2 separate regions of the Homo sapiens genome follow, and region 2 is linked to region 1. Evidence: chromatin loops called from intact Hi-C (ENCODE). Cell type or tissue: Caco-2. All regions are shown on one strand. Each heading gives the region's core, and the rest is flanking DNA. Links, peaks and the distances in the headings are about the cores only. Region 1 overlaps LOC105374928 (a long non-coding RNA gene). Region 2 has its middle 45 kb from the start of NEDD9.

Region 1 (15,768 bases), core at 3,575-11,574:
CTCCCTGGCCACACCTCTCTGTTTACTCATAATTCTCTTTTCCTAACTACGTGGTGAAGTGGCGTCGGAAGTGATTTCAGATGCCTCCCTCCAGTATGCATTCTCCTGCCCAGTCTACCCTAGTCCACCTTTCTCAGGCTTTGCCCCACAGTTGGCCTCTTGCACTCTAGCCACTCTCTCTCTCGAAAATGCCCTGGGTCTCCCAATCTCCTGGCTGGACTCATCTGAACCCCCTTACCTGAAGAAGTAACCCCTTTCCCTTCCACACTTCCCTAGCTGCATCCAGTCCTACTCCCTCCTGAAAGCATTGCTAAAATCCTGCCTCCTTTATGAAGCCTCCCCCAGTCACCTAGCTTGGAGTATCACTTCTCAGCCTGGAAAGGCTTTACTGTCGTCCTGGGTGTTAATTTCATTTGTTTATTTGACAAATATTTGTTGAACACTTAGAAGGTACTAAAGACACCATGTTAGATGTGGGAGATACAGTGCTAACAGCAACACCATGAACAAGCTTCCTGTCCTATGATGAGTCCCCAGGCTGGCTGCAGGTTCTTTGTAGGGTAAAACTGGGTCTAAGAGCTCTTTGCACCTCTCAGAAGATACTAAGAATTCAATGAGATTTACTGGACCGATTAACTAACAAATGAATACATTCTTTTTTAACACAATGCCATGCAGAGTTTGAAACAACACTGTCAGTAACCCCTCTAAGTAACTAAGGCTGAATATGGAATGAATAGGAAAACATTTAGTCCTTGTTTTAAATATCAAGTGATTGTTTTCTGCATCAAATTTAGAATTCCGGTTTTGCCAAACACATCTCAGAGAAACAGGCTGGCCCCTGAGCCAGACAGCAGTTGTAAACATCTCTTCTTCCTGTTTAGAGACAGTACTGAATTCCAGAGCTGGACCTGTGAAATACCAGCGCTCCTCTCCCTCTAGGGCTTAGAAACGAATCCCTGAGGGTGTTTGTGTGTTTAGACTTCAGTGATGCCCAGTGCTGGTTGAGTGGTTAGCTCACCACACAAACCACCAGGAAAGGGGTTCAAAACAAGACAGATGGGACTTAGAGCAAAGGGAACACAATTACTCAACGGTCCAGAATCTCAATCCTAGAAGCCAAGTTATGGTTAGCCACATTGCTTCATTATTGACCTTGTTTTTTGGTACATATATTCTTTCTTGTACACTGTGTCTTTTTCTTTTTCTAATCAGCCTTCTTCCCACCAACATGGATTGTGCTGAAAGATGGCAAATACTTGTATGCTGACAGTTTTCTACAGCTTAAGACCCGGTTCTTGATGGGAGAAAAATAAACATCATCAGCTGCTTCCTTCCTAATAACCATACTATTTTAAGGGAACTTGAGATTTTGTTTATAAACTACACTGATGGTTATGTAACCAATGAGATCTATATTTCTGGCACATTTCCTTTCATACAGACTCAATTAAAATTTTCAGCCCTCATAGTAATCTTTACATTTTGTGGTTTACTTGACAACCTGGTGAACCTTGACATTTACCTGAAAGTCAGATATGCGTTTTAAGGTATCAGGAGAAAAAGAGTTTTCTTCTGAGGTAAAGGAGGCAGTGTGAGGTTGGTTTCCTGTCTTCAATTAGCATTAGATCATAGGTTTCTCGGCTGGGGGTCCCATGACATCAGGTGGCCAGAGAGATGGAGGAATAGCAGCTCATGAATCACCTGACAGCAGGGGGGATATGGAACAATTCTTTCAAGTCTAGCTGGGACTGTTAACACCCATGCCAGGAAGAGCTGTGTCAGTCTTCTGTAGCCCTGAGCTGGGCAAGGCAGTGGATTTCTGGAGAGGCCTCTCTTTGCATGCCTCAATAATAAAAGACTATCTTTGTCTTAGTTTGTTTTCTATTGCTATAACTGAATGCCACAGACCGGGTAATTTATTTTATTTTATTTTTAAAAGATGTTTATTTGGCTCATGGTTTGGAGACTGGGAAGTCCAAGGGCATGTCCACAGCTTTTGGAAATGGATTTCATGCTGCTGTACGTGGTAGAAAAGCAGCAGGCAGACGTGAGCACAAGCGACCGCAAGAATGAGCTGAGCTTGCCTTTAGAACAACACACTCTGATGAGAACTAACGCGTTCCCGTGATAATGGCATGAAGCCATTTGTAGGGCTCTGCCCTCACAGCCCAATCACCCCTGCAAGGCTCCACCTCTTCCTACTGTTACATTGGCAGTTAAGTTTCTAACACATGAACTTTTGGGAGCACACATTCGAACCATAGCCCATCTTAGGTCTCTAATTACACAGTGCGATCAGCCATGACTAGAGCCCTGCTAACTGATCACAGGTTTGATGAAATAAAGAAAGAGCAGTTTTGTGGTTTATTGTGATCCAGTCCATGGCATCCAGGTGAGAAATTCGTCAGTTCTGCACCATGCATTTATTTCTCTGTTAGTAAAAACTGCATTACAGACTGAATTTTTGTGTCCTCCCAAAATTTATATGTTTATGCCCTAATCTCCAATGTGATAATATTTGGAGATGGGACCTTTGGGAGGTGATTAGGTTTGGATGAGGTCATGAGGATGGTGCCGCCATGATGGGAATAGTACCCTTAGGGAAAGAAGAAAAGAGCAGAGCCTTTGCTCTCTCCTCCATGTAAAGATGCAGCAAAAAGACAGTCATCTGCCAACCAAGAAGCAAGCCCTTACCAGGCACTGAATCTGCTGGCACCTTGATCTTAGACTTCCCAGCCTCCAGATCTGCAAAAAATCAATTTCTGTTATTTAAGCCACCCAGTCTATGGTATTGTGTTACGCAAACCTAATCCGATTAAGACGAGCTATTTGGACCCATTGAAAAGGAAAGGGCTCATAGCCAACTCTTTTAAAAACCTTCCTCTCTTGTCTCCTTATTCACTTTTATGCACTTAAAATTTCTAGTATTTAATCAGCATCTTTTTATGCACGCTGCTATTCTCTTTCTATCTGTTCCAGTATCCTTTTCACCCTCCTGCCCATTTCCCCTTTTAGGTCATTGCCTGGCTACCTCTTACTGCATGTGCATCAAGACTCAGCTCAGGGCCGGGCGCGATGGCTGGCTCACGCCTGTAATCCCAGCACTTTGGGAGGCCGAGGTGGGCAGATCACGAGGTCAGGAGTTCAAGACCAGCCTGGCCAACCTAGTAAAGCCCCATCTTTACTAAAAATACAAAAAATTAGCCAGGCATAGTGGCGCATGCCTGTAGTCCCAGCTACTTGGGAGGCTGAGGCAGGAGAATGGCTTGAACCTGGGAGGCGAAGGTTGCAGTGAGCCAAGATCGTACCAATGCACTCTAGCCTGGGTGACAGAGCAAGACTCGGTCTCAGAAAAAAAAAAAAAAAGACTCAGCTCAGGTGTCTCCTCCTGCATGAAGCCTCCCAATGCCCTCCTCTCCCTCACCCCTAGCCTGGCCTGGATTCTACACACCCCCATAGCACCCTGTGTCACCTCCTTCCAAAGCCTCTATTCTCCTGTGCTTTATTTTTCACTCCCTCTCACTAGACTGTGGATTTCTCATTGAAGGCGGGAGTATGTGCCGAGCTCCAAGAGTAGAATCTTGAGCAGCAGGCATAAAAAAGTGTTTACCGAATAAAATGTGTGTGTCAGTGAAGCCCTTGGAACAGAGATCTTAGGTCATCAACACAAAGGGATGTCATTGTGCAAGAAAGGACCAGGGGGAACAAATGCCGGGCAAGGGCCACGGAGCAGATTAGAGTACAGCACAGATGTTCAAGTCAAAGTGGGGCCCCAAATGTTTCTAGAACCGTTGAGATAAAGGCAATGAAGTAACAGAGGAGTTTGGAATGGAACTGATTTTAGAAGCCCAGAGTGCAGAATCTCAGGAGGAGATGAATTTCAATATGGAGCATCAGAGACTGTGGAATATTTATCTATCTGAACAACAGCTCTTTCATGGGCTGAGTTGTGTCCTTGAGAAAGTTGAGCTGCTCTCAAGTCAAGCTCTTCTCAGACTTTAAGTTGGAAGATAAGAGAGGTATGGGGAGAAAAATGAGAGGCTGGAATTGGCACACACCAGAATTTTGCCTGGGCATTTACCATCCCCAGTCTCTCCTCCCCCCAAATCATGAAGCCTCTTTCTCTTCCGGGTTTGGGTGCCCCAGCAAGACTCCCAGATTCAAGAAGGCCATTCGTGTCTAACACATCTGCCAACAGGGAATGAGAACACCATATCCTCGCCCTGGTCACGCCCCTCCCTACTTGGGGTTTAGCTAGCCCACAGTTTCATGGGAAACTCTTGTTTCTTAGGATCTAAAGGTTAACTTGAAATTCGTTTCTGATGAAAAACGTAAGAAAACTTTGGAAAGCTGAGCTTGGGTGTTTTACCTTAGGTTAGCTTCCAAGTCCAGAAACTCTGCAAACTGTAAAAACTGTAGTGATGGATTTATGTGGTTCCCTGACCAATACAGATATTTGTAATAATAATAATAGAGGAAAAGATAGCACAGCCTCAGAATTTTTTCCCTTTACTCAGCTGAAAATTAAACCAGACAGGCAATTACTAAGGTTTTGCCATAATATGTAATATGTGTACACCGCATTTATGGCACATTACATCTTACATGGTTATTATTCTGCATTCTTCATCCAATCATCTTATTCCTTCTGGTATTTTTATGTGGTGAATGACTACAAGCTGAAAGTCAAGTGAGAAAGGCACTGGTACTGCAATAAAACACTGACTCAATAAAGAAGGGGCTATTTAAAATGTGACCACCACTACAGTGGACCACAATTGGGGATGTTGACAGTGAATTCTTGAAGACTGGAAAAGTACTAAGGTATTAAAGCACCATCTGTAATACTATTTTTACTGCTGTGACTCATTCTGTAATTCATTCTACTATCATGCCACAATTATAACTCATTCCTCTTTCTCAAACATCAAGATTCAATAGCTTTTTGAGTGCTTTTGTAATGCTCTCTGCACTTAACTAGAAAAAAAATCAAAAGAAGAGAATTTCATGTTAAAATAGAAATGTGATATTTAAAAAAATTTTTTTTTTAGATCTTGGAGAATGCTATTGTATATTCTGACCTATTATTAGAGGAAAAGGAAACAGTTCTATTAATACTAAGTATAAACTCAGATCTATTTGGAAAGCGCTTTCAACTGATTTTCTAAGTTGTGAGTCACTAGCTGTTTTTGGTGTTTGGTGTCATTTACTGGGAACTAAATTGAATCCTATTTTGGGTGTATCAGCAAAGATATAATGGATTATAGTAAGTCAGGCTTCTGTTCAGAATTTTTTTGTTCTGTTTCAAACAGTGTTTGGTCTATCTTTTCTTTCTTTCTCAATTCCCTAACTTCCTGTATCTTTTCTTTGGGAGCTAATGTTTTGTTTTCTTTCATTCATTTCTTTCATACTTGTTCTAACTTCCCACTTTTCTCTTTTGGAGAATTTAAATTATCACCACTCAGCAGTCTGGATTTTTCATTCTAAAGATAGAGCTCTGCCACTCAGCTGAGCAGGTGGAGGGTACAATTTGACTTCTTACATCTATTCTAAATAGTAGGATTTTAAGAGAGAGGTTTTATATTTTTTCCCCAATGTAAGAGAAAGTAGCCACATGAAGTATATAAGGGCCTAAGTACAACTTATTGGCATAGTAACATATATGTTATCATAATTTATATATGTTATCTATTATAATTACATATTCAACCCTATATTCTGACTTTGAGATCTAAAAATCAGCATGTATATGTTGTGAACTATTATGTTCTGACCCACCAAAGAGTAGTAAATGACAAAGGAATCTGTTGAAATATGCAACTTTTCCATAATTACTAGGTATAGTGAACTAGTTAAACAAAAAATGTAAGATCAATTATTTCCACTCTGTAGCTCGATGTCTAGTCCAAAGTGAGGCTCCAAAGGTCATACTGAATCAAACCACAAGAATAAACACATGATCAAAATGAAATACATAACTGCCTGTTGGAATAGACTTCTCTGGGCTGCTTACTTCTCTCACATTTTGTGAGTATCTTTAGGGCCAGGCTCTTCTCACCCTCTGGGGCATGTTAGTTGAAGACTTATTTTTGTCAACAGATTGTAATATTCTGAAGGCAGTGATTATGTTTCCTATTGCTTAGTGTCCTCTATAGGGCTAAGTGGCAAAGCTCTAAAAGGGCAGATGACCAGGAAATGTTTGCTGAATTGGAAAAATAAAACAAAACAATTCAAAGGAGGTGCTGGTGCTTCTTTACTTTACAATCCCAGACTCAGTTATAGAATGCTGGCCATAATCTCAGCAACCCAAGCTTGCTTTCTTTTTCTTTTCTTTTCTTTTCTTTTTTTTTTTTTTTGAGACGGAGTCTTGCTCTGTCACCCAGGCTGGAGTCCAGTGGCATAATCTCAGCTCATCTCAGCTCACTGCAATCTCTGCCTCCTGGGTTCAAGCCATTCTTCTACCTCAGCCTCCCAAATAGCTGGGATTACAGGCACGCGCCATCATGCCCAGCTAAATTTTTGCATTTTTAATAGAGATCGGGTTTTGCCATGTTGGCCAGACTGGTCTCAAACTCCTGACCTCAGATGATCCACCCGCCTCGGCCTCCAAAAGTGCTAGGATTTACAGGTGTGAGCCACTGTGCCCGGCCCCAGGCTTTATTTCAAGAAAGCATTCTTAAGAAGCTATGAAATGCCTCTGAAAATTCCTTGCAACCTTGGAGTAACTTGATCCGGAGCCTAGACACTTGATTCTAGTCCTTGATTTTCTTATCACTTTCTGTAAACATTGAATAAACTACTGACTCTGCATTGCCTTAGCAAACAGAGTTTGTGTACATACTGCATCATGGGGAGTTAACAAAACCAACTGAATTCACAGTGGCTGCTATGATCAGGACAACTAACGTGGTTGAACTAGAATGGATCTTAGGAAGTCACTTTTCTTTTGCCAGTAACACATGCATTCTTGTGCATGAAGCAATGTATGGCTGACAGCCATCAACTGAATTACTCAACAGCTCCTCTTTGGTGCAATGCACTGTGTTGGACTCTGATACCCTGAATTCTTGATCCTCAAGGCATCGCCAGGACATTGGACTTTAGGTAAGTTAGGAGTTCTTCTTGGCTGTGCTTAGGCATCCAAGGAGCAGTGTGTGGAGAAGCAAAATTCAAACAGGTGTTATAACAAGGAATTCAATTCTGTACAGCGTCAGAATCAAAGTGACTCCCACATCATGATCCAGTTTGAGCACTGCTCCTTGTGGGCTGTTTGGATACTTCCAGGTGATACTAGAACCCCCTGTAGATTCATTGAATGGAAAGAGAAAGGAATTTAGAGATAGCCAAACCTGGCTAAAAATTTTGGCTCCAACAATTACCAACTATGTGAGATTTTGAGCAAGTTGCTTAAACTCTTTGAGCATTAGTCTCCTCATCTACAAATTGGAAATTATGAGTTGTTGTTGTTATTAGATTAAATGGGATTATGCCAAAAAGCTTTTATTATAATTCATGCCATTTAGCAAACATCAAATAAAAGATAACTTTTCCTCTTCTTCCTTTCCCTCTCCCATCTTCTCCTCCTTCTCCTTGCTCTTCTGCTCTTATTCTTATTCTTATCCCTATTCTTCTTATTCTGTGTCTATACTGGGAAAAGTACACCAGCATGGAAGGCTACATCCATCTTGCATAGAATCAGGTGTGAGGAAGACCCTAGTCCTCTTCATGGCCTTGTGTGCATGCACACACTTATATGTAAAGGCAGGAAAAGGGTTTGAGGTAGAAGGGGAAGATGGCACAGATTTTTTGAGGCAGGGATACTATCTCACGCAACACACCACCTGAATAGCCCCCTGCCCAACCAGTTAACACTCCTTGAGCAGGGAGCTGGTGATACGCTGATTTGGTCTAATTGTCATCTCTCTTCAGTCTCTTCAATTCCTGTGCCCTAGGAAGGTATGTGGAAAGAGAGAGGCAGCACTTTACTAATGGATGATTCTGCATTCTCATAAAGACCATTCTCAAGTTCACAGGCTTCAGAGGGGTGCTGCCTCCAACCACGCCTCACCCAACCCTGGTCCCCTTCTGCTCACTCCAGGGGCCCTACCAGATGAGCTTTCTGAGATCCACATGGTCCAAGGCCTTTCTCTTGGCTACTTCATATTCTAAATGCTGGGGCAAGGAACACAGTAGAAATTAAAGATGGGGAACTTGGCAGACAGGAAAAACAATTCCTGTGTACGCCAACAATTTGTAGCTAGGTCACCAAATTTGAGCTGCAAGAAAGAGGTAGATAAACACAAAACTAGACTAAGAACACATTCATCCATTTATTAATCTATTCAATTAGTTAAGATTATTATTATTTAAGTTGTTATTAATCTGTTATTTAGTTAAGATTATCATTTGGCTAAGATTGTTCGCTAAATCCCTATAATTGTAATCCCTGCTGTAACAGACACTGGGCTAAAAGCTGAGGTTGTAATGGTAAACGAATCACATAGAACACCTACACTCATGCATTTATAGTCTGGTCTGGAATCTTATGGCCTTGATGAGTAAACATCCACTTGTCTAATAATATTTCAGCTACTAGTGCCGTGTAACAAATTATCCCCCAAGTTAGCAGCTTACACCAACCTTTGTATGATGCTCATGGCTCTGAAGTTCAGGAATTTGAACAGGGCACAGCATTCCCTAATGTCTGAGGCTCAGCTAGCAAGACTCAATGGCCAGGGGCTGAAATTACCTGGTGGTGTCTCTGTTCACTTGGCTGAGTTCTTGCTGGCTGTTATCTGGGAGCCCTGTTGAGTTGTTGCCAGGAATACCTACATCATGTGACCTCTCCAACAGGATAGCCTTAGGGTAACTGTGTCTCTTAGGTGGCAACTGGCTTCCCCTAGAGCAAGCATCTCAATAGAAACCGGCAAAAGATGCATGGCTTTTTCGGGCCCTGCCTCGAAGATCATTGGCCATCACTTCTGTCACATTGTATTGGTTATTAAGGCTGAATAGACTCCAGGGAAGGAGAATTTGAGTCCTTTAACGTCTGCTGCTTGCAGCTAATAATGAAGGAGAGGCAAGGTAGGAGCACGTGGGATAGGAGATAGAGCTGTGGACATCTGTAGAAAATGCAGTCTGCAAAAATGACAAGTGTTATGGTAGGGGAAGAGAGGGGAATATATGAGGAGCCTTAGTCCTCATTGGCAAAGTCAGTTAAGAAGTTTTCAAAGAAAATGTCCACCTAGCTGAGGACCAGTGGAAATTAACCAAACAAAAATTACATGTAACATAGTATTTTAAGCAGGTGAAACAACATGGGTGAAGGCCAAGGGTCTGTTGAGAGCCTAGGCCATATGTGGAACTGAAATAGTGTCCGTGTAGCTGCCTTATAGGGTATGAGGGTGATATGTAATCAGGGAGGGTGTGATAAAGTTGGTAGAAAGGAGTGTAGCCTAGTGTAGTGAATTCTTATAATTTTATGTTGTCTCAGCATCCATTTGGAATAAAAGTTGGACTTTTTCATACCCAAAATAGGGCTTCATCACCCTTGACATGGTTTCTAGTTCTCTGTCTTCTCAACTCCTCAAAGTGGTTATTCCAGATATTTGCCTTAAATGACCACCTCCTGGTGACCCCCTCCCCATGGGTCAGCTAGATACAACCTGCTTGACTCACCCCACTGACCCCCACACCCCACATGGACTGTGCAGTGACCACCTCTCAGTCACGGCACAACCCCACAGAGCTCATATCTGCTTGCTGTAAACCCACCACTTAGAACTCGTCATGGGAAACCTAACTGGGGAAGGCCCTGGACTCCAGTAAAGGCTTTGGCCCACAGGTGTCTCTGTGTCTTGCTCCCCATTTGCTGATCGTGCATGGATGTCCTGGATAGCTGCCTTCTTTCCATTGGCCCTGTGAGTCATGCTGCTCTGTGCTCTCTGGGATCTGTAAGGAATACACCGCTTCTGGTAGATTGTGTGTTGTTGAGTTGCTTCCTCTGTATCTCACTTGAGAAACACACCTGAACCTAACTTCTTTCCTGGTCAGAGCTCTCTAGAGCATGGCTATCTTGGCAGGAATAAACTGGACACGAGTTAGACAAGAGCACAAGGGCATCTTCCAGAATAAATGAGTTTCCTGTTTGAGGGACACCCGGTCACAGATGGGACACTTAGTCATGAGGCAATGAGCCAGGATAAAGAAGTACCCTGTGAAAGGCACGTTCTAAACATGCATGGTCAAATCCCCTGGAGCCCCATCAGCACAGGGCTGGAGTTCATAGCCACTCTAGAGATAGAGACCTCATGAGTAAATTAGAGAAAAATACAACATGTTGTGTGTATATGTGTGTGTGATAAAGAAATGAAGCTAGAGGTAAACAGTGTTTACCACATCATGAAGGTTCTGGTGAAACATACTATGGAGTTTGAACAATAGTCAGTTGGGGGCAGAAAGAAAACATTTATATTTTGAAAGGATATTATAGGCAGCATACAAATGAGTACAGGATTCAAATGCAATCAACCCTTAATTTTCCAAAATTCAAACTCTGTAACAGATAAAGATACTTATCCTGGCCATGAAGAAGAAAGTGTAAGCTGCTTGTTTGTCTTCTATATTATTATTTTAAAATTTTAAATGAAAAGTCCTCTTTATTATCCTAAAGAAGTATACTTAAAGCTCAGATACTATTAAATTTCCTCCCACTCCTCAACTTATAAGATTCACATATATAAGATTTTTCTGACTCCTATGAAAAGCATTGGTACACCTGAAATATTGCCCTAAGGCCTTACGTTAAGTATCATTTATTGCTACTATTATTTTTCATAAATATGGAGAAAATCTTCACTCCAAGAGAAAATTTAAATCCCCAGTCACCAGTCTCTTCTCTAGAAAGAATCAAACTTTCCTCAAGAAGCAAAGATGCTGAGTAGGAGATGCCATCATCATAAGACATTTGATGATACTGTGGTCTGCATGGCAAACGGCCTTTTACTCTGTGAAACCATTAATTTCCTGCACTGTGGTTCTCAAGTGTTTGCCTTCTTGGAACAATGATAGGAAGTTTCCTAACATAAGAAGGACTATGACGACAGCTACATGTTGCTCCTCCTAGATTTGGAAAATGTCCCATTGTCCTTCATGCATTAGATGGATCTAAAATAAGAAGTCTAGACAGTGGAAAATGTATGTAAGACTTGAGTTTGTTCCCTATTATTTAGTATTGTCAAATGGAAGTCACTCAGTAATCTCCCCTCTAATCAAAGCAGAATTGAGGAAGTATGCAAGAGTATAAAGTACATATGTAAAAGTAAGGTCATGAATCTTAGGCAGTTTTCCTAGTTCATTGTTAGCTACTTCAAGTTTTTTTAGAAGTAGGTAAGATAAAAATTATATGGAAGTGAAAAAAATTTTATTTATCAAGTTTGAAAGCAGCTTGTTTCTAATATTCAAGACCCTTCACTGCCCAATAGACTTTGATTATAGCCGGTAAATAGTTGGTTTAGTCGGTTTGATACTTTGCCAGTTGACGTGAGGCCACACCAGTCTATTTTATCTTTTACTATATCCCAACACAACAGGTGTTTTACACCCTTTTATTTGAAGAAACTTTGAGAAAGCTTACTATTCAGGCTTTGTTCTTCTTCTTACCCCCACTGGTAATATCCTACATTTCAAAACGAAGTAGTAGTGTTCAACTTTGTTCTTCTTTTCTACATTTTCTTTGGATACTCTAAGTCACTTGAATTTCTGAATGAGTTTTAGAATCAGCTTTCATTTTCTGAAAAAAAGAAAAGAGATAAAAAATGCATCTGGGATTTTGATTGAGATCATATTGATTCAACAGAGAGATTTGGGGAAAATTGATGTCTTAACAATACTAAATCCTCTGACCCAGGAACAAAGTCTCTTCATTTTTTCCCCTCTAATTTCTCAGCAAAGTTGCATCATTTTCAAGGCAGATATTTTGTCAGATTTATCCCTACTTATTTCGTTTTTTTTGCGCAATTGTAAATGATGTCATTTTTAAAGTTTTTTCCATTTCCAATTGTTCATTGCTAATTTATAGAAATACAATTAAATTTTGTATATTGATTTTATATTCTAAAATTTGCTACCCTAACTTACTGGTTCTAGTAGTTTTTTATAGATCACACTGACTTTTAAATATAGACAATTATATTGCCTGCAAAAGAAAAATTTTTCTTCCTTTTCAATCTTGATGCCTTTTATTTTTTCCCCTTGCCCTATTATACTGGCTAGATTCTTCAATACAATGTTGTATAGAAATGGTTGCAGCAAGCATCCTTGTCTTTTCCTTCATGTTTGGAGAAAGGATTCAGTCTTTCATCATTAAGTTTGATGTTAGTTCTAGGGGTCTTTTTTGTTGATGCCATTTATCAGGTTGAGGAGAGCCCTTTATATTCCTAGTTTGCTAAAATGTTTTAACAGGAATGGTGGTTGGATTTGTCAGAGGCTTTTTCTGCATCTACAAAGATGATCACGATGTTTCTTTTTTTGTTTGTTATGGTGAATTACATTAATTGTGTTTAAAATGTTAAACCACTCTTGCACTCCTGAGATAAACCTCACTAGGTCATGGTGTGTTATCGTTTTCATTTGTTGTTAGATTGACTTGTTAAATTTTTGTTTAGGATTTTTACATTTAAGTTCATGAAAAATATTGATACGTAGTTTTCTTATCTTACAATGCTTTGTAATGTCTTTATCAAGGTAATTCCAGCTTCATAGAATGAGCTAGGAAGTGTTATCTGCTCCTCACTCTCTGGAAATGTTTGTACAGAGTTGATATTATTTCTCTCTTGACTGTTTGGTGGAATTCACCAGTGAAGCCATCTGGGTCTGTAATTTCCTTTGTGGGTTTTAAACTACAAATTTAATTTCTTTCATAGATGGGGGTCTATGCAGATTTGTTTCTTCTTGAATGGGTTGTAGTAATTTGTGCCATTTAAGAAATTTGTTTAACCTAAGCTATCACGTTTATTGACGTAAAGTTACTCCTAATATTCCTTAGTATCCTTTTAATATCTCATATGGTTTGGCTGTGTCCCCAACCAAATCTCATCTTGAATTGTAGCACCCATAATTCCCGCGTGTTGTGGAAGGGACCCAGAGGGAGATAATTGAATCATGGGGGTGGTCTCCCCCATACTGTTCTTGCGGTGGTAAGTCTTCTAAGATGTAATGGTTTTATAAGGGGAAACCACTTTTGCTTGGCTCACTTTTTTTTTGGCCTGCTGCCATGTAAAATGTGCTTTTTGCCTTCTGCCAGGATTGTGAGACCTCCTCAGCCACGTGGAACTGTGAGTCTATTAAACCTCTTTTTCTTTATAAATTACCCAGTCTTGGCTGGGTGCAGTGGCTCGCGCCTGTAATCCCAACACTTTGGGAGGCCAAGGTGGGCAGATCACAAGGTCAAGAGATCAATACCAGCCTGGCCAACATGGTGAAATCCCATCTCTACTAAAAATACAAAAATTAGCTGGGCATGGTGGCACATGCCTGTAGTCCCAGCTACTCAGGAGGCTGAGGCAGGAGAATTGCTTGAACCTGGGAGGCAGAGGTTGCAGTGAGCTGAGATTGCGCCTGCACTCCAGCCTGGGCAACAAGAGTGAAATTCTGTCTCAAAAAAATAAATAAATAAATAAATAAATAAATAAATAAATTACCCAGTCTCGAGTATGTCTTTATCAACAGTGTGAGAGCAGACTAATACAGTAACTTGGTACTGGTAGAGTGGGGTGCTGCTGTAAAGATATCAGAAAATGTGGAAGCAACTTTGGAACTGGGTAATAGGCAGAGGTTGGAAGAGTTTGTAGGGCTCAGAAGAAGATAGAAAAATGTGGGAAAGTTTGAAACTTCCTAGAGACTTGTTGAATGGCTTTGACCAAAATGCTGATAACGATATGGATGATGAAATCCAGGTTGAGGTGGTTTCAGATGGAGATGAAGAACTTCTTGGTACCTGGAGTAAAGGTAACTCTATGTTTTAGCAAAGAGACTGGCAGCATTTTGCCCCTGCCTAGAGATTTATGGAACTTTGAACTTGAGGGAGATTATTTAGGGTATCTGATGGAAAAGATTTCTAAGCAGCAAAGCATTCAACAGGTGACTTGGGTGCTGTTAAAAACATTCACTCTTAAAAGGGAAAAAGAGCATAAAAGTTTGGAAAATTTGCAGCCTGGTGGTGCAATAGAAAAGAGAAAAACATTTTCTGAGGAGAAATTCAAGCCAGATGCAGAAATTTGCATAAGTAATGAAGAGCCAAATGTTAATCGCCAAAACAATGGGGAAAATGTCTCCAGGGCAGGTCAGAGACCTTTATGGCAGCCACTCCTATCCAGGAGAAAGAAATGGTTTTGTGGGCCCAGGGCTCCCCTGCTCTATGGAGCCTAGGGACTTGTTGCCCTGAATCCTAGCTGCTCCAGCCATGGCTAAAAAGGGCCAAGGTACAACTCAGGCCATGGCTTTAGAAGGTGGAAGCCCAAAGCCTTGGCAGCATACACATGGTGTTGAGCTTGCAGGCACGAGGAAGTCAAGAATTGACATTTGGGAACTTCCGTCTAGATTTCAGAAGATGTATGGAAACACCTGCATGACTAAGCAGAGGTGTGCTGTAGGGGTGGAGCCCTCATGGAGAACCTCTGCTAGGGCAGTGTGGAAGGGAAATGTCAGATGTGATTCCCCACACAGAATCCCCAATGGGACACTACCTAGTGGAGCTGTGAGAATAGGGCCACCATCCTCCAGACCCCAGAATGGTAGATCCACTGACAGCTTGCACTGTGCACCTGGAAAAGCTGCAGACAATCAATGCCAGCTCCTGAGAGCAGCCAGGAGGGAGGCTGTACACTGCAAAGCCACAGGGGTGGAGCTGCCCAAGACCATGGGAACCCACTTCTTGCATCAGTGTGACCTGGATGTGAGACATGGAGTCAAAGGAGATCATTTTGGCGCTTTAAGATTTGACTACCCCGCTTGATTTCAGACTTTCATGGGGCTTTTAGCCCCTTTGTTTTGGCCAATTTATCCAATTTGGAATGGCTGTATTTACCCAATGCCTATACCCCAGTTGTATCTAGGAAGTAACTAACTTGCTTTTGATTTTACAGGTTCATAGGTGGAAGAGACTTGCCTTGTCTCAGATGAGACTTTGGACTGTGGACTTTTGTGTTAATGCTAAAATGAGTTAAGACTTTGGGGGATGGTTGGGAAGGGATAATTGTTTTGAAATATGAGGACATAAGATATGGGAGGGGCCAGAAGTAGAATGATATGGTTTGGCTGTGTCCCCAACCAAATCTCATATTGAATTGTAGTTCCCATAATTCCCATGTGTTGTGGGAGGGACCCAGTGGGAGATAATAGAATCATGGGGGTGGTTCCTCCATATTGTTCTCGTGGTAGTGAATAAGTCTCACAAGATCTGATGGTTTTATAAGAGCAAACCCCCTTTTGCTTGGCTTGCATTCTCTTTTTGCCTGCTGCCATGTAAGATGCGCTTGTTGCTTTCCACCATGATTGTGAGGCCTCCCCAGCCACATGGAACTGAGTCCATTAAACTTCTTTTTCTTTATAATTTACCCAGGCTCAGGTCTGTCTTTATCAGCAGTGGGAAAACAGACTAAGACAATATCCATAGAATCTGTAGCTATGTCACCTTTGTGTTCATGATATTGTCCACTTGTGTTTTCATTTTTCCTGATCAGTTTGGCTAGAGTTCTATCAATTTTA
Region 2 (15,768 bases), core at 3,228-11,227, 160 kb before region 1:
AACCTAGAGTAAACCATTAAAAAACAAACAAACAAACAAACAAACAAACACTCTTGGGCGGATGCGGTGGCTCATGCCTGAATCCTAGCACTTTGGAAGGCCAAGGCGGGTGGATCACCTGAGGTCAGGAGTTGTAGCACAGCCTGGCCAACATGGAGAAACCCTGACTCTGCTAAAAGTACAAAAATTAGCCGGGTGTGGTGGTGCGTGCCTATAATCTCTCAGCTATTCTGGAGGCTGAGGCAGAAGAATTGCTTGAACCCAGGAGGCAGAGGTTGCAGTGAGCCGAGATCGCATCACTGCACTCCAGTCTGGGCAACAGAGTGTGACTCCTTAAAATAAACAAACAAAAAATCCACTCTCTTGTTGATAAACAAAGATAAAACACTCTCCTGATGAAAGGGGTTTGCCATAGGGCGCTTTCTCGCATTCTGTCAACTTCAATTAGCAAGCAAAGCTACAGTGTTCATTACCTTAGATTACAAAATAGTAAGTAGTGATTAACTGTAATTAAAGGGAGCTAGAATTACAGTATCACCAAATGCAGGCTATGTGGTTTCTCTCCCTCCCCTCAACCTTTTTTTTTTTTTTTTTTAAATGTTCCAGGGATCTCAATATATCTTCACAGAGTGATTTCTTGCCCCCGGCTTTTCCTACCATCCCAGGAATAATAGCAACACTTATCTACCTAAAATAAACAAGCAGACACTTTTATGACAGCTGGAGACCTTGAACACACTTGGCCATGGCTTATCAGCCTCCAATGACGTAGTCGTGAAGCAAAGAACCTCTTGGACCCTTAACTTTATCACTAATAGCAACATCCCCAGCAGCCTCACGTCCGCATACAGGAGCTGGCAAAACCCTAGAAAGCAGCTGCTCTAATGCTCTCATCTGGTTCAGTGAAGTTACTTAACACAGCACTTAGAAGGGTCTGTTTCTTTCCATGCAGATACCCTCATTAGTTATTTACGTTCAGTCTAGCAGGACAGACAAACCCAAAGAGACAGTTGAGGCTCCAAAGAGGGAAGTCAAAGAAAGAGAACTGCTTGAGGATTTCAGGGAAGGCTTCTAGGAGGAGGTAATGCCTTAGCTGAGTATTGGAGGAAGCAGAGGAGTTAGATGACTGGAGAAGGGAATTGGGGGTGGGAAATGCAGAATTCCAATCCCAGGTGACGGCACAGGCAAAGAGGAACCGCAGTCAAGTATCACTCTTTTTTGGCCCATTCTTCAAGTTCAGATTCCTTTATTTACTTTTTTTGAGACAGGGTCTCACTCTATCTTCCAGGCTGGAATACAGTGGTGCTATCATAGCTCACTCCAGCCTCCATCTCCTGGGCTCAAGTGATCCTCCCGATTTAGTGTCTCAAGAGTTGGCACCACAGTTGCCACCACACCTGATTAATTTTTTTTAACCTTATTGTTTTGTAGAAATGCGGTCTCATTTTGTTGCCCAGGCTGGTCTTGAACTCCTGGCCTCAAGTGATCCTCCCACCTTGGCCTCTCAAAGTGCTGAGGTTAGAGAAATGAGCCACTGCGCCTGGCCCAGATCCCTTTGCTGATCCATTTTCCCTGCTTCAGCTGCCTTTGGCAGAACAGAAAGGTCTGCTCAGGCAGTGTGAAGCTGGCCTTGTTGCAGAAAGATCTGGTAGCCTGGCCAAGTCTGGTCTTAACAGTTAGCAGGTGCAATCTGAGCTCTTGCACTTCTTGGAGGGCAACTTTCCAGCAAGAGAAGGGCCAGTAGGTTCAGTCTAAGCAGCTACAAGGGCCCAGTGTGGGGAGGGAGTAAACATATCCAAGGAATTGAAGAAATCAAGATAAAGTCTTGGGCCTCAATGGCTTCATCTTCATAGTCCTGCATTAAGTTTACCCCATACTTCTGTGTTTGGAAGGAAAAATGCAGTCTTGACATGGCGACATCAACTACATGTGGCTGAATCTGCAGCTTCATTCATTGGGGAAGTGGTATGTCATCCATTCCAAGGTTTTGACTTCCTCTCTACCTCTGCTCCCTCCTCTCCAATCTCAGCCATTTTCTCCAGCTGTTGTTGGTAAAGAAATGATAAACACGCACATAGCTGAAGTATGACAATATTATACAGAGCTGCATTTGGGCCCCTGCTATGTAAACTAGGCTCATGTATTGAAAAACCACAATAAGCAACAAGACACATCCCTTCTCTGAAAGCATGTTTCCGTCTAGTTCTCCTATCAAGATATTTTCCCAAGCACTTCTTAGGTGGCCCCACCACAGAAGAGAGCTGTCATATCAAAGGACAGCCCGGTGCAGAACTCGTGTGCCAACTCAGAGGACTCTCTCCCTCTGCTCCTTTCCATGGGTGCTGAGCCTGGGGACTTGGTTTACCTTTTCTCTCGTGCTGCAGATGAGGATCTCTGTGTCTGAAGGATTACTCATTATGTGCAGAAAACAAATCAGGTCTTGTCACTCCCTCCACCTGCAAATCTGTCTTCGTCTATCACAAATGGTAGTTCCTCTTGCTTTCTAATGTTCCATAGAAGAGAGGGGCGACTCAGTACAAGATGTAGAATTCACAGTCAGTACCTGACAGATGTTATACTTTTTAAAAAATTCAAACAAAACAAAATGATCACCTTCTACTTTTAAGGTTTCTGGCTACATGCACATTTGAACGCAGCTTGGTCTAGATTTGCTTTTTACATTTCTCTTTCATTGCAATGTTTCAAATTAAGGTAGGATGTGTGAGCAAAAGAAGGGGCAAAAGAAGAAGGAGAACGCTATCATCTGATGAATTTATTTCAAGATCGGTAACTGGGAAAATTCTCGTTTTGCACTAATAGTAGAAGGTGTGTTTCCTTTCCCCCACCTAACCTCAGATTGCTCAGTTCCTTGCCTCCCCTTCCACCTGCCTTGGTGTGCACAGACCCTGGAGGTGTGGGATGAGAATGGAGCTGCAGAGGAGTCTCCAAGGTGCAGAAAGAAAAGCCATGCCTGGGAGCCGCAGTTGGAAGCATCATTTCTTTGTTTTCGGCTTCATCCTGGTCACACTTCATTGCATTCTCCAGTGTGCAAACGGAGCGTTGTTTACCCATACAGATATTGGGTGGTTGTTGTTTTTATATGTTCTTCATAGCTGTTTGCTGGATTTTCCTCTGTCTTCTTCCCAGTTTGATTAATCACTTCCCTCTTGACCCTGAAATCATCAGCCTGTCTGTGCCAAAACACCGCCTCCCACAGAGATAGGGTCTGGTGAATATATCCGTCACATAGCTCTGCTTGTTTTCCAGTCTTCGTGATTAACAGGGACAAGTGGCTCTGTGCTGGCATCTGAAAAAAAGACACTCCTATTGCTTAACCGTTGCCCAGTTTAACTCACTTGAGGAAGTGATTTCTTGGGAATTGGCTAGGTGAAGGTTTATTGAAAGGAGTGTCCAAGATTATGATATTGGGAATTAAATAGCCAGGCAATTAACCATCTACTTTTCCTTATGTGAGTGTACTTTACCTAATAGATATATTCTTGAAAATGTGTATCCAAGTTGAGATTAAAAAAATTATAACTAGCACAGAGGTATCAGTTACTTAAGACTCTGGTTAAAATGAACAATTTGTTTGTAAATGAATAATCCCTCTCTAATTTAGTTTCTATAAAAACAAGCATTCAAAAGGGTTGAATTTGCTGAAAGCAAGGGCAACCTGAATCATGACAAGTGCCACCGATGCTGAGGTGCGAACGGCCGGGGACTGCGCCTATCTGTGTGCGTTCACCTGTGTTGCCCTCCACACAGTCCCCGCCTGTGGTCTAGCCTTCTACTCCCTTTCCGGCCGGCAGATTCCGTCTTGCCAGTGGCTTGATATGACTTCATTTATTTGAGGTTGTGAGTCAATGTTATCAAGATCCGAATTACCCTGGGCATTGTTCATACAATGGAAGGCCGAAATGGACACCCATGACATGTAGGGCAACCGTGAGTAGAGCCTCACTCAATATGAGATTGTTCCCTGGAAAATTCCTGTGTTCACCCGACAGCAAGTGATTCAGATGTCAAGATTAAGGAAAACGACTATGGGGGTGGACAGGTACTTTGACGTACTCTGACCTCTTTTTATAGGATTGGTTTCTTCTTCATTAGCATTTTCCCAAGTCGAGCAAAGAAATGTTGCCTACCTGAATGTCACGTCAACATCCAAATGTGCTTTTCCTCTTTCTAATGAAAGAATTCAGCCAAAGGCTGCAATGAACATGCTACGAGATACTGTTTCCAGGCAAAATCCAAAAGTTGTTTTGAGACCAAATCCTTTTTCCACTCTCTCTCCCTCTCTATGTCAAGCCCAAGAACCAGATGAGAATTGGAGTTAGTATTTGTTAGGAGCTTTTTGGAACATACCCTCATTTGCACATATCTCAATTTCCAAGTTTTACGGAAGTAATAATAGAGTATTTTGTTATAAAGGGGTATGGGATAGGGCTAAATGACCTGGGCTGTCCCTGTGATCAGGGAGTGTCCATGTCTTATGTTCTGAAGGGTGATGTGGGCCCCACTCTTCAGATTCTTCCCTGGACCTGGAAGGGGTACCCAGTCACATCTCACTCACCTGGCCCTCAGTGCAGACAGGGCTACAGCTGGTGCCACACTCTGGGCCCCTTTCACCAGGCTGTGAATGCTGTAGATCAACCTTGGTTTCTCACAAGCACCCCTAGGTCTATCCTTGCTCTCTGGGAGTATTAATGCTTTCCTTATTTCCCACTAATCAGTTATTCAATCAACTCGTTAATCCACTTCTGGGCCTGCTGGGCACAGAGCACTGTACTCTCTGTTGGGAACTGTACTCTCTGCTGTACTCACTGTACCAAGCTGAATAATACCTACTGCATCACAATAATATATGACCTCAGACCTGTTAGAATTGCTATTACCAAAAAATAAAGCATGAAAAAACCAATGATGTGTGTTGGTGAAGATGTGAATAAAAGAACCCTTACACACGGCTGGGGAAAATGTACACTAGTACAGTCCTTATGAAAAACAGTAGGGAAATTCCTCAAAAAATTAAAAATAGGACTACCATATGACCCAGCAATTCCATTCTGGTCTAGATATATACACACTTCTAGGTACAAATCTAAAGAAATGAAATCAGTGTGTCAAAGAGCTCTCTGCACCCCCATATTCATTGTAGCAGCATTGACAAGAGCCAAGTTATGGAATCAACCTAAGTGTCCAATGGATAAATGAATAAATGTAGATGAATAAAGAAAACGCAGGACATATAGATAGTAGAATACTACATATCCTCAAAAAAGGCCATCTTGGCATTTGTGACAACATGGGTGAACCTGGAGGACATTTTGCTCAGGGGAATAAACCAGACACAGAAAGACAAATACAACACGATCTCACTTACTTGCAGGCTGTAAAAAAGTGGAACTCATAGAAGTAGAGAGTAGAAAGGTGGTTATGAGAGGCTAAGGTTGGGGAGAGGAGGTACAGGGATTGAGGAAATGTTAGTAAAAGGATACAAAATTTCAGTTAGGAGGAGTAAGTTCAGAGAATCTATTGTGTGTCATGGTGACTATAGTTAATAGTAAAGTATTGCATACTCGAAAATTGCTAAGAGAGTGGATTTTAAATATTTTTACCCTAAAAAAATGATATATGTCAGCTAATGCATATGTTAATTAGCTTGATTTAGCCATTGCACAAACATTCAAAAGATCATGCTGTACATCATAAAATATACGCATTTCTTATTTGTCAATTAAAATACATACATACACACACACACACACACACATATATATATATACAAAATTTTTTTTAAAAGACCTCCTGCATGTTCTCAGCTAGTGAATGGTCTAGCAAGGAGGCCGACATGCCCACAGGCAGCAAGCTCAGCACTTTGTCAAGGGTGCTAGGATAGAAACAAGCACAGAGCAAACAGAGCAGGTGTGACTGATGAGTTAATGGTTTACTTGTATTAATGCTCGTTCAGTATAAGCTGCAAGCTGGGAAATTCTTCCAAGCCACTCAAATCACTCAGCATTGGACTTTTGCTTTTCTGGTGACACATCTACTCAAACTGGGGGAGGATGTTCTTGTAGTTATTGGCTTTGCTAAAGCAGCACCCACATTAAAAAAAATGAGAACCGAAGATAGGAAGCACATGTTTCAACCTCCTCAAACGGGAAGTTAGATTCTACTTTAGATAATCACTACTTTAAAGTGTTTTAATCATAAGAAATCATCTCAAGACATCATTAGATACTGATGGATCAATCTATAGTAAATTTGTGGAGATGTCATAAATTCAAAATTTCAAACAATACGCTAGATTTGGAAGTGGGAGACATCTTTCAGTTGTGCAAACAGAAACAGAGATAGATTAAGAAATCTAATTAAAACCTCCACCAATACCAATTAAAATGGAAATTACCTGGGAGAAAATGAGTCTTGATTAAGAGAAATGCCTGTGTTACAGATTTTTAAATGCAAGTTAATTATTATTATTTAGCTACTACTTAATTGGCATTCATTCTATGCTAGCCTGCATTATTGGCTCTGTGTGTGTGTGCATGTATGTGTGCATGCGTGTGTGTGCACCTGTGCACGTGTGTGTGTGCGTGCATGTGTGTGTGCACGTGTGTGTGCGCACGCGCACACATGCTGAGTCTTCTCTCCTTATCTAAAATGTAAGTTCCTTGAGGGTAGGGATTGATGGAATTCCTAGGGCCTAGAACAGGGGTTTGCAGGGAGTGGGTACACAGAGGGTGCTGCTGTTGCTGCTACTCACGCTTTTGGCCCACCTGAACCCAAATCAGTGCTTAAAATTCTGCCAAGTCAAACCTCATTAGGATTTTTTTTAACTTCAAACCCAGCTCTTTCTGGAGGTCCTGGTTCCCTGATTCTGATGCTTTTGCAGAAGGGCATCTGAGTACCAGAGGGGAACAGGATTGGTTCCACCTTCTCTCTTTACTCAGGAGAGCACAGTAGTAACATGTGCCAGGCTTCCAAGGGAAAACAGAGCCAAATAGTGGCCATTATTATAGCATAATGCATATGTGATGGGAAAGAGGGATTCAAAGGAATTTGGAAGGAACATAATGGAGGAACAAGGATGAATAGTTCAATTAGATCCTGGCAAAGGAATAGCTCTTTGGTTACAGGATCTGGAAACAAACAAACAAACAAACAAACAAACTAGTGATGGAAATGAAAATAGAGTCACTGCAGAGTTTCCAAGGCAGCGAAGCAAGTGTACCAGCACAGTACAAGAGGGCTCTGATGCCCGGGGGGTGCATCTGGAAGTGACTAATTTTCATTTGTAATATGGTGCAGTGGCAAAGCATGGGGCGGAACTATCACGCTGCAAAGACATCCACTGGGAAAGCCACCAGCCACTCTGAGCAATGTCTCTTGTCCTTACACTTAAAATGGAAGCTGCTGGAAGAAAAGGGTTTCTGCCTCTACTTACACCACTGAGTACTTGATAGGTAGTGAGACTATGGTTTTGGAGAGCAAATGTAAACACAGCCAAGAATGGCTACTTAAGTCAATAGTGGGAGGTTGGAAGAATGAAGCTTTTATTAGACAAAAGGTCAACATTCATGAGTGAGAAGAGAGAGGTGGCGTTTGGGGGTGGGGAAGTGGTGGAGGAAGAAATTCCAAAGCATGTTACAAATGGGGCTCAGGAATGTGTTTCAATTAGCAAAGGAAGTGAGCTAGGAGGTCTGAGTTCTGACAGGCATGGGCAGGGGGTGGAAAAGAGACAGAGGCCAGCTGGTGAGAAAAGGCTCAGAGAGCAGCGCGAACTAGTCCACAGGGATGAGGCACGTTGCCCTCAGCCCTGAGATTCTCAAGGAGGCTAGGACATCTTAAAAAATTGGACTTTTGCCCATAGCAGTGTTGAACCATCTCAGTTTGGTGCTAAAGGTCTGTGGTGGAGGCACATTTCTTCCAGCATGTGGGAACTTGAGGGGCAATTCTCTTTCTGATTCTACAGCGGATGTTGTGTAGCGTTCACCCACTCTAGGGCAATAGGGACTTTCTTTGGTGACTTCCCAGCTACGGAATGATTAGTAATAGCTAACTCGGCTGGTTCTTCTCCATTTGCCTGCCTCCCACCCACCCAGATTCATTCTCTTTCTTCCTTTGCCTTGCCTTGCCTCTTGAGAAGCTGAGCCTGAGGGCCACTTCTTTTCCACTCCCTGGCTTCTCACTGGATCCAGCCAGCGGGAGGGAGGCTCCTGCAAGAGGTCGGAGGCTGGAGGGAGAATGGGAGTCGGGTGCTTCCTCTCTGCTGCCTCCCTGCTTCTCTCCACAGCCTCAGCTTTCCCTGGGATCTCATAACACATCTTCTTCCCCTCCCGCTTCCTGTCCAGGCTAGTCAAGCTTCTCACTCGCCAGCCTCTGGGAACCACAGTAGCCTTGAATTGCGCTCTTTTCCCAGTTCGCACCTCTGCCTCTCCTCCTTGTTCATCTGAAGCGAATTCTGTACCCTGCCAGACCCTGCCTGTAACGCTGACTGTGCTGAGTGTTGTGACGTGCCAGACCCTGTCCCCAGCCCTCTCTGTGCACTGACTCACTGAGTCCTTCCAACACTTATAGATGAGGCTGGTGTTCAAAAAGGTTAAGATACTTGCTCGAGGCCACAGAGTTGAGGTTTGAACCTAGGTAATTGAGCTCTAGACCCCAAACACTTAACCACTGGTCCTTTCTACCTCTCTCCTAGCTTGAGGTCACATTGCTGAGGTACAGCTAAGAATGAGAAAGTTGCAGATTCGAAGAGCTCAAAATACATGCCAAAGGTTTATACACTAAAGCTTATTTGTAGGAAAATCTCTCAGATCATATTAACTCTTATTTTGTGCACAATTCTAACAGATAAGATACTGGATTTCCCATCTCAGTGGTTCTCAGCCTTGGCTACTCAACACAGTCACCTGGGGAGTTGCAAACTGTCCTCTTGCCTAGGCCAGTGAAAACACAATTCTGGAGATGGGACCCAGGAGATTTCAGCATGCTGCCAACATTCAGAACCACTGTCCTAGCCCACAGCGGCAATTACTAGAAGGCAGGGATTACAGATGGACAGGTCGGGAGATGTAAGTAAAGAGTAGCAGCTGACAGCTACACAAAGGGAGGATAAAGAGTTAAAAAAAAAAAGCAGGGGGAAAAAGGTTCTGATCTGGGTTCATTTAATGTCTGGGCAAACTACCCCTAGGTCTGCAGACATCTTATTATTTTTATTATTACATTATACTCATTATTCTGAGCCAGTTAAAAAATAGAAATATTGTCAATATACTTGATTGAAGTAAAGGCAATAGATACCTTTTGGAAAGTTGTCTTCACCCTAAAAGGCTACATCATTAAGGATATTCTTTAATAGGGTGAACTTGAGCTATCTGGAAGATTCACTTAAAATATGATATTTCCAGCTGATCTGTTGATGCCAAATAAATGAGGAATTGCTGCAGGACTGCAGATGTTTGTCAGAATACTCACACCTGCTGACTTTCAGCAGATGAGAAGTTCACTTGCTCCTGATTCATGCTCACAGATGACATTTTCATATTTCTTGGCCCTAATGCGGGTGCTTGGACAAACACTAGAGCTCCCCAGGCCATGGCAAAAACAGAGGACGATGCCAGCGGCGCGTTCTCCTGGAAACGGTCCGCGGCACCGGGAAAAGCGAAGGCTTCGTGTGTCTCAGCGTGGGCTGCGGTCTCCCGGTTGTTATTGTTGGTTGTTCTTTTTGGACTGGGGTTGGAATATTCCAACAATCTGTTCCTGACAGAAGACCAAACAACTTTTATTTCTTTCTTATGTTTCTCGTGGCTGGTCTTCTTGTTTACATGCTTGCCTGCGAAAGCTGATGTTGTGATGTGAGGATGGCTCGCAGGATATCAAGGGTGGCTCAGGGCTCCCCCTTGCATTAGTTGAGAAGCCGGGGCCAGGCAAGGGGAAATTCAACAATTGCCATTCCCACTGCAAACAAACAGCTCTCATCTCCTCCCGCTCCCCGCACCCCTGAAACTCCATTGCTGCTTATTCCTTCCCTCCAGTTCTTCAAGGACTCTAGCACTGTTTTGCGTTATCTTACCTTGAAAACACAGATTTCAGCATTAGCTCACCTTGAAAACAAAGATGTCCCAGAGAAACATCGTGGGTGGCTCCCGGGAAAGGTCTTGCAGCTACAGCCTTGTCCAGGCTCAGCTCCTGCCTGGGCAGGATTCTCATCCTTGGCCTATTGACATTTGGGGCCAGATCATTCTTCATGGTGGGGGCTGCCTTGTGCATTATAGGATGTTTTGCATCATCCCTGGTCTCTACCCTCTAGATGTCAGTTGCATGCCTTCCACCATTTTTGACAGTGAAAAATGTCTCTATTCATTGCCAGTGTCTTGTGGGGGATGCAATTACCTCCAGCTGAGAAACAACATGCCAAGGGGAAGATGTATGGAGACCTTAGCTTTCCAATTCCATCAGACACTGGGTACCCTGGGGCCAAGGAACTAAACTAACATCTCAAGGTTGTTCACTCCACCACTTGGCTGTGAGGTGTGTGGGCTGTTGTCCTCTATCTAAAGTATTTTCATGTAAGTGAAGAGTTAGACCTGTTTTGCATGGACCCTGGATTGACTGGGAACTTTCCAGCAGTCAGAACTGGCCAGGGGAAATGAGCAGCCTGAGGAGTGGCTGGCCCCCACCATGGGGAGGACTGGGTGTCTTCCATTTGCTCCTCCGGTGCCATCTCCACCCTCTTCTCCCCTGCTCTGCACCCCAGAGTCTGACCTGCAGTTATTCCACTGGGCGGCTCCTCTGCCCTTTGGCTTCCAGTTGAGTGGAGAAGGAAGTAAAGTCTGGACATTTTCCCCTGCCTCTCCCATCCGTACAAGGCCACTGTGGCTTGGCTATGTCCCTCAACCAATGGTCTTGACTCCTGTTGGGGGCCCCACGCTTGGAGCCCTCTTCTGCCTCCTAGGCATGGTGAGGGAGGTTTCCCTGACACTAGCCCTGGCCACTGCATTGCCCTTGGTGTTTGCCAAGCCCTGGCCTCACTTGTAGCTAGTCCTGGCATCAAATCCTCTGAGTTCCTGTTACATTAGGATAATCTGAGTGTGTCCTGTATGTCTTGCTGGGATCTTTTCTAATACAAGAAGTCATGGGGATTTTATATTGAGGATACATGGACCTTCAAGGCCTCTTTGAACCCACAGATTCTACGACATGCATAAGCATTCAATGGTTGCTCAAACACTAGCCTGAAAAGGAAAACCTTGTCCTCTTGGCTGAGAGATAATGAATATTTATTCATAACTTCCTATATTTGTATCATTGCTGTGGAAGAAAGATAGGCATGTTTAGAATGCCCAAATGCTTGTGTTGCAGATGGTATCAGTTGTTGAACCAAGAACTACCCTTTTAAGTCTTCTTTCTTGCTTACAGAACCCTGACTTCTTCCACCTTCCTCAGAGCAGCCATGTCCTTTGAGAGGCCCTGGGCTCTTCCCCAGCCCTAAAGTGTGATATCGATTTCTATCATTCTGCCTTCCAGGATTGTCGTAGACATGGGTGCATGGTACAGTTCTGGGTTCGTTGAAAAGATAATTATGCAGGAGGTTGCTGGTAAAGTTTCTTCACTCTTAGAAAGAGACACAATGAAAGGCTATTCCCTTTATTCCACCTCTGGACATTGGTGTGAGAAGATGTGATATCTGGAGCTACAGCAGTCCCCCCGTTTTTTCTTTTGTTTTTATCTTTTTAGAGACAGGGTCTCCCTGTGTTGCCCAGGCTGGTCTCAAACTCCTGCACTCAAGGGATCCTCCTGCCTTGGCTTCCCAAAGTGCTGGGATTACAGGCATGAGCCACCACACCTGGCCAACAGGGTGGCAGAGCCCAAAGATGAAGAAATCTTGGTCCTTGATATGTTTGAGCCAATGAGATAACCAACCTCAGGATTACTCTTTTTTTATATATTTTTATTTTTATTTTTATCTTGAGACAGACTCTCGCTCTGTCACCCAGGCTGGGGTGCTGTGATGTGATCTCGGCTGACTGCAAACTCCTGGGTTCAAACAATTCTTGTGCCTCAGCATCCTGGGTAGCTGGGATTACAGGCACACACCACCCCAACCAGCTAATTTTTGTATAGATAGGGTTTTGCCATATTGGCCAGGCTTGTCTAGATCTCCTGGCCTCAAGTGATCCACCTGCCTCGGCCTCCTAAAGTGCTGGGATTACAGGGATGAGCCACTGTGCCCGGCCCTCAGAATTACTCTTCTCAGAGAATTATATTATGTGACATCATGAATGCTTTTATTGCTTAAGCTATTTTTGGTCAAGATTTCTGGTACTTGACCTGTAGCACAAGGTACTTTAATACATGGTTTCAGGTGTTCATCTCCTTTAATTCAGTAATAAATAGTAGAGATTAAAAACGCCATCTGAACCTCTCAGCGACTTTTGCTCACTCCCTCCTTGGAGCAATTTTACAGTTTGGCTTACATGTTACCATGCTTTCCAGATACTCCTCCGACAACCCTGGCTGTTCCCTCTCACTGTCTTTTCTTGGATGCTCCTCTTCTCTTTTCTAGCAAGTCACCACATGGTGCCAGTGCCATGGCTTTAATGGCCATGCAGACAGTGATGACCACAAACGGAAGTCTCTCTAACCTTGACTCTTCCTCTGAAGCCCAGCTGTGTGTATACAACTGCCTGCTCAACATGAACCCTGGATATCTCATAGACAATGCCAACTTCACATGTCCAGAACAGACTTGCTGTCCCTCCTCCAACCTTCTCCATGGTTCTACATCTCAGTAAATGGCATTCTCCTTTGCTATAACCAATTTTAGAGTCATTTTTTACTTTTTTCATGGCATGGAACCTAAACCCTACATCCCATCCTTCAACATATATCACATATCTGTTTCTTGCCTCTTTGACTACTACCTTCCTTGTTCATCTAAGCCACCAATATCTCTCTCCTGAGCTACGGCAACAGCTCCTCGCTGGCTGTCCTGCTTTCCCTCTGGCTCCCTGGTGATCTGTTCTAGGTATATCGGCCCAAGTGATTTTTCTAAATAAGGTCAGATCTTGTCACTTTCCTTCTGGAACTCTCCAGTGGTTTCATATCTCGCTTGGAATATACAGAAAAGTCGTTATGATCACCTACAATGCCCTATATGGTTTGGCCTTTGGATGCCTCTCCAGCGATCTCTTTATTGCAACCATACAGGCTTCTTTTATTTTCCTCAAACACTTTGAGCAAACTTCTACCTTATGACCTTGGCATTTGCCAGTCCCGTACCTGGAATGTTCTACTAGCTGCCCAGCTGTCGCCTCACTCACTGTTTTCAAGTCTCTATTCAACCATTGCAGCCTCAGAAAGAACATCCTTAAATACTCTATCTAAACTAGCATTCCTGGCATTCTCCATCTCTTTACCCTATTTTATTTTTATTCTTGAAATCCCTTACTCCTTGACAACCTATTACAACCTTTGTGTTTATTTGCTGATTACCTGTCTCTTTGGCTTGGATATAAGCTTTGTGGGAGTAGGGATTTTGTTTTGTTCACTACTGTGTCCCCTGCTCTTAAAACAATACCTGACCATGGTGAGAGGGTGGTCAGGATTTGCTGAATGCATGAATGAATGAATGAATGGCTCAAATGCCATCCTGTTATTGTAGATCAGGGAACTTGAGTAGAATCTTGGTTACAGAGGAGGGAAAAAGGCATTTGAGACCATTAGATTCCAGAGTTTTCCTCTCTAGCAATAGTCACCACATGGATGATGACCTCACCCAGTGCCATGGCTTTAATGACCATGGCAAACTCTTCTTGCAAGAGAGGAAAGATTTGGGATCTAATAATCTTGAATGCCTCTTTCTTGAATCTTGAGTGCTTTTCTCTTTCTATTACTTTAATACTGTCTCCTACACACAAAGGTTAATGATTGCTTTTCCTTCAAAGATAATTCGTATTTTTATAGGGAACAAAGTCATCAAGCACAGAAATGGATTTCCAATTAGACAGATTGTGTCAGCAAGCCAGGAGGGAGGGTTCACGTGTGTGTGTGCAAGGGTGGATGGTAGTAGTGGTGAGTGATGAGAGGCACACAGAGCCTTCCTGGGTTTGGAAATCATATCACAATATAAAACCAGTCTAGTATGTATGAAAGGTGATCTGGTCACTTCTTTACTCTAGAGAAAGGGCCAGAGTTAGTGTAGATGCATCCTTATGAAAATGTCATCTCTCTAAGGATTGCAGGAGCAATGAGGAAATATAATTCATACAATCTCCTCCAGGGTTTTAGACCTCAAGATAGGCCAGAGAGAGATTAAGGAAGCCAGTAGTAAAGCTAATTGTGGTGGAGATTTGCCTATCATGGTGAGATCCTGCATAGAGATGTCTGACATAGCATCTTAAATACAGCATCCAAAGAATGGAATGTTCCTGTTCAGGGTCAGGCCTTTTAAGAGCAAACCTACTGGCTGGGCGCAGTGTCAGTGGCTCACGCCTGTAATCCCAGCACTTTGGGAGGCCGAGGCAGGCAGATCACGAGGTCAGGAGATCAAGACCATCCTGGCTAACACGGTGAAACCCCGTCTCTACTAAAAAAAAAAAAAAAAAAAAAAAAAGTAGCTGGGCATGGTGGTGGGCGCCTGTAGTCCCAGCTACTAGGGAGGCTGAGGCAGGAGAATGGCGTGAACCCGGGAGGTGGATGTTGCAATGAGATAAGATCGCGCCACTGCACTCCAGCCTGAGCGACAGAGCAAGACTCTGTCTCAAAAAAATAAAAAATAAAAAATAAAGAACAAACAGACCTACTTCTAGCAAATTCAGTTCAGCTTCGGTTATTCAAAACAGTTGAGAAGCATACCTGAAGGTGTTAACCACTAGTTTGCTACATAAGCCAATAATATCTACCCTTTATTGGATACTCATTTGTTCCAAATACTATGTTAAGTGCTACTAATAATAAAATCAACAATGATTGCTAATATTTATATATTAATATAATAAATATAATATAAAACTTGCTAAGATTTATATATTAATATAACTAATATTTATTAGTTCTTATATGACAAGAATAGTTCTAAGTCTTTAGTGAGCTTATTTTATTCTTATGAAGACCCTTATGAGGGAGGTGCTAGTATTTTCTGCATTAAGCTGATCAGAAAACTGAGTTCTAGAGAGACTGTGAATTTCCCAAGGTGATTCAGTTATAAGTGGTGCAGCTGGGATTTGAACCCAGGCAGTTTACCTTCACAACCGGTGTTACGTTAAACTGCATAAATGTTAAACTCACTTAACATTCGTGACTTTAGGAAATAGGTGCTATCGTTTGCTTTTTATAGTCCCTGCATTGTGTTGCTGTAAGAAGCCTAAGCCTCTGGTGCCTTTAGCTTGTCAGTCTTGAAGGGGAAATTGATCATTTTCCTGACAGTCTGATACTGAGAAGTGATGTACTTTGAATACTTTGATACTGAGAAATGATATTTTGGTGTACAGTTCTCTGTACACCAAAAACCATAAAACAACTGTTGAGAAAAATTAAAGAAGATATAAATAAATGGAGAGATATAATGTGTTCATGAATCCAAAGACTTATATCGGTAAGATGTCAGTTCTTCCTAAATTGATTTATAGATTTGATATCACCCCAATCAAAAGCCCAGTAGGCTTTTTTTTGTAGAAATGAACAAATCGATTCTGAACTTCATATAGAAACACAAAGGACCTAGAACAGCACAAACAAAAAGCAAAACAAAAATCC

The links. A loop is a pair of places that touch in the nucleus more often than their neighbours do. Peaks named below come from ENCODE experiments on the same cell type or tissue, not always from the same donor. Only the 100,000 strongest peaks of a DNase experiment are listed, where the experiment ranks them.
Region 2: a loop joins it to region 1, with 7 times the contacts of the local background. A loop is called at or near these places in 5 of 110 quality-filtered maps.

Annotation. Positions count from the first base shown.
Region 1 is chr6:11,428,086-11,443,853 of GRCh38, forward strand. All of the region lies in intron 1 of LOC105374928 (a long non-coding RNA gene), which reads left to right. LOC105374929 (a long non-coding RNA gene) reads left to right here. Exons shown (of 3, transcript XR_926485.3): 3 at 1,216-1,475. Among named protein-coding and RNA genes, the nearest start is that of TMEM170B, 100 kb to the right of the region's middle. In Caco-2, for the core only: no CTCF peak of the experiment used is centred there; DNase peaks (open chromatin) are centred at 6,656 and 6,976.
Region 2 is chr6:11,269,791-11,285,558 of GRCh38, forward strand. It overlaps a transcript of NEDD9 not described here. Among named protein-coding and RNA genes, the nearest start is that of NEDD9, 45 kb to the left of the region's middle. RefSeq lists a silencer at 7,606-7,900 and enhancers at 7,798-7,867, 7,968-8,017, 8,028-8,127. In Caco-2, for the core only: no CTCF peak of the experiment used is centred there; DNase peaks (open chromatin) are centred at 5,921 and 7,661.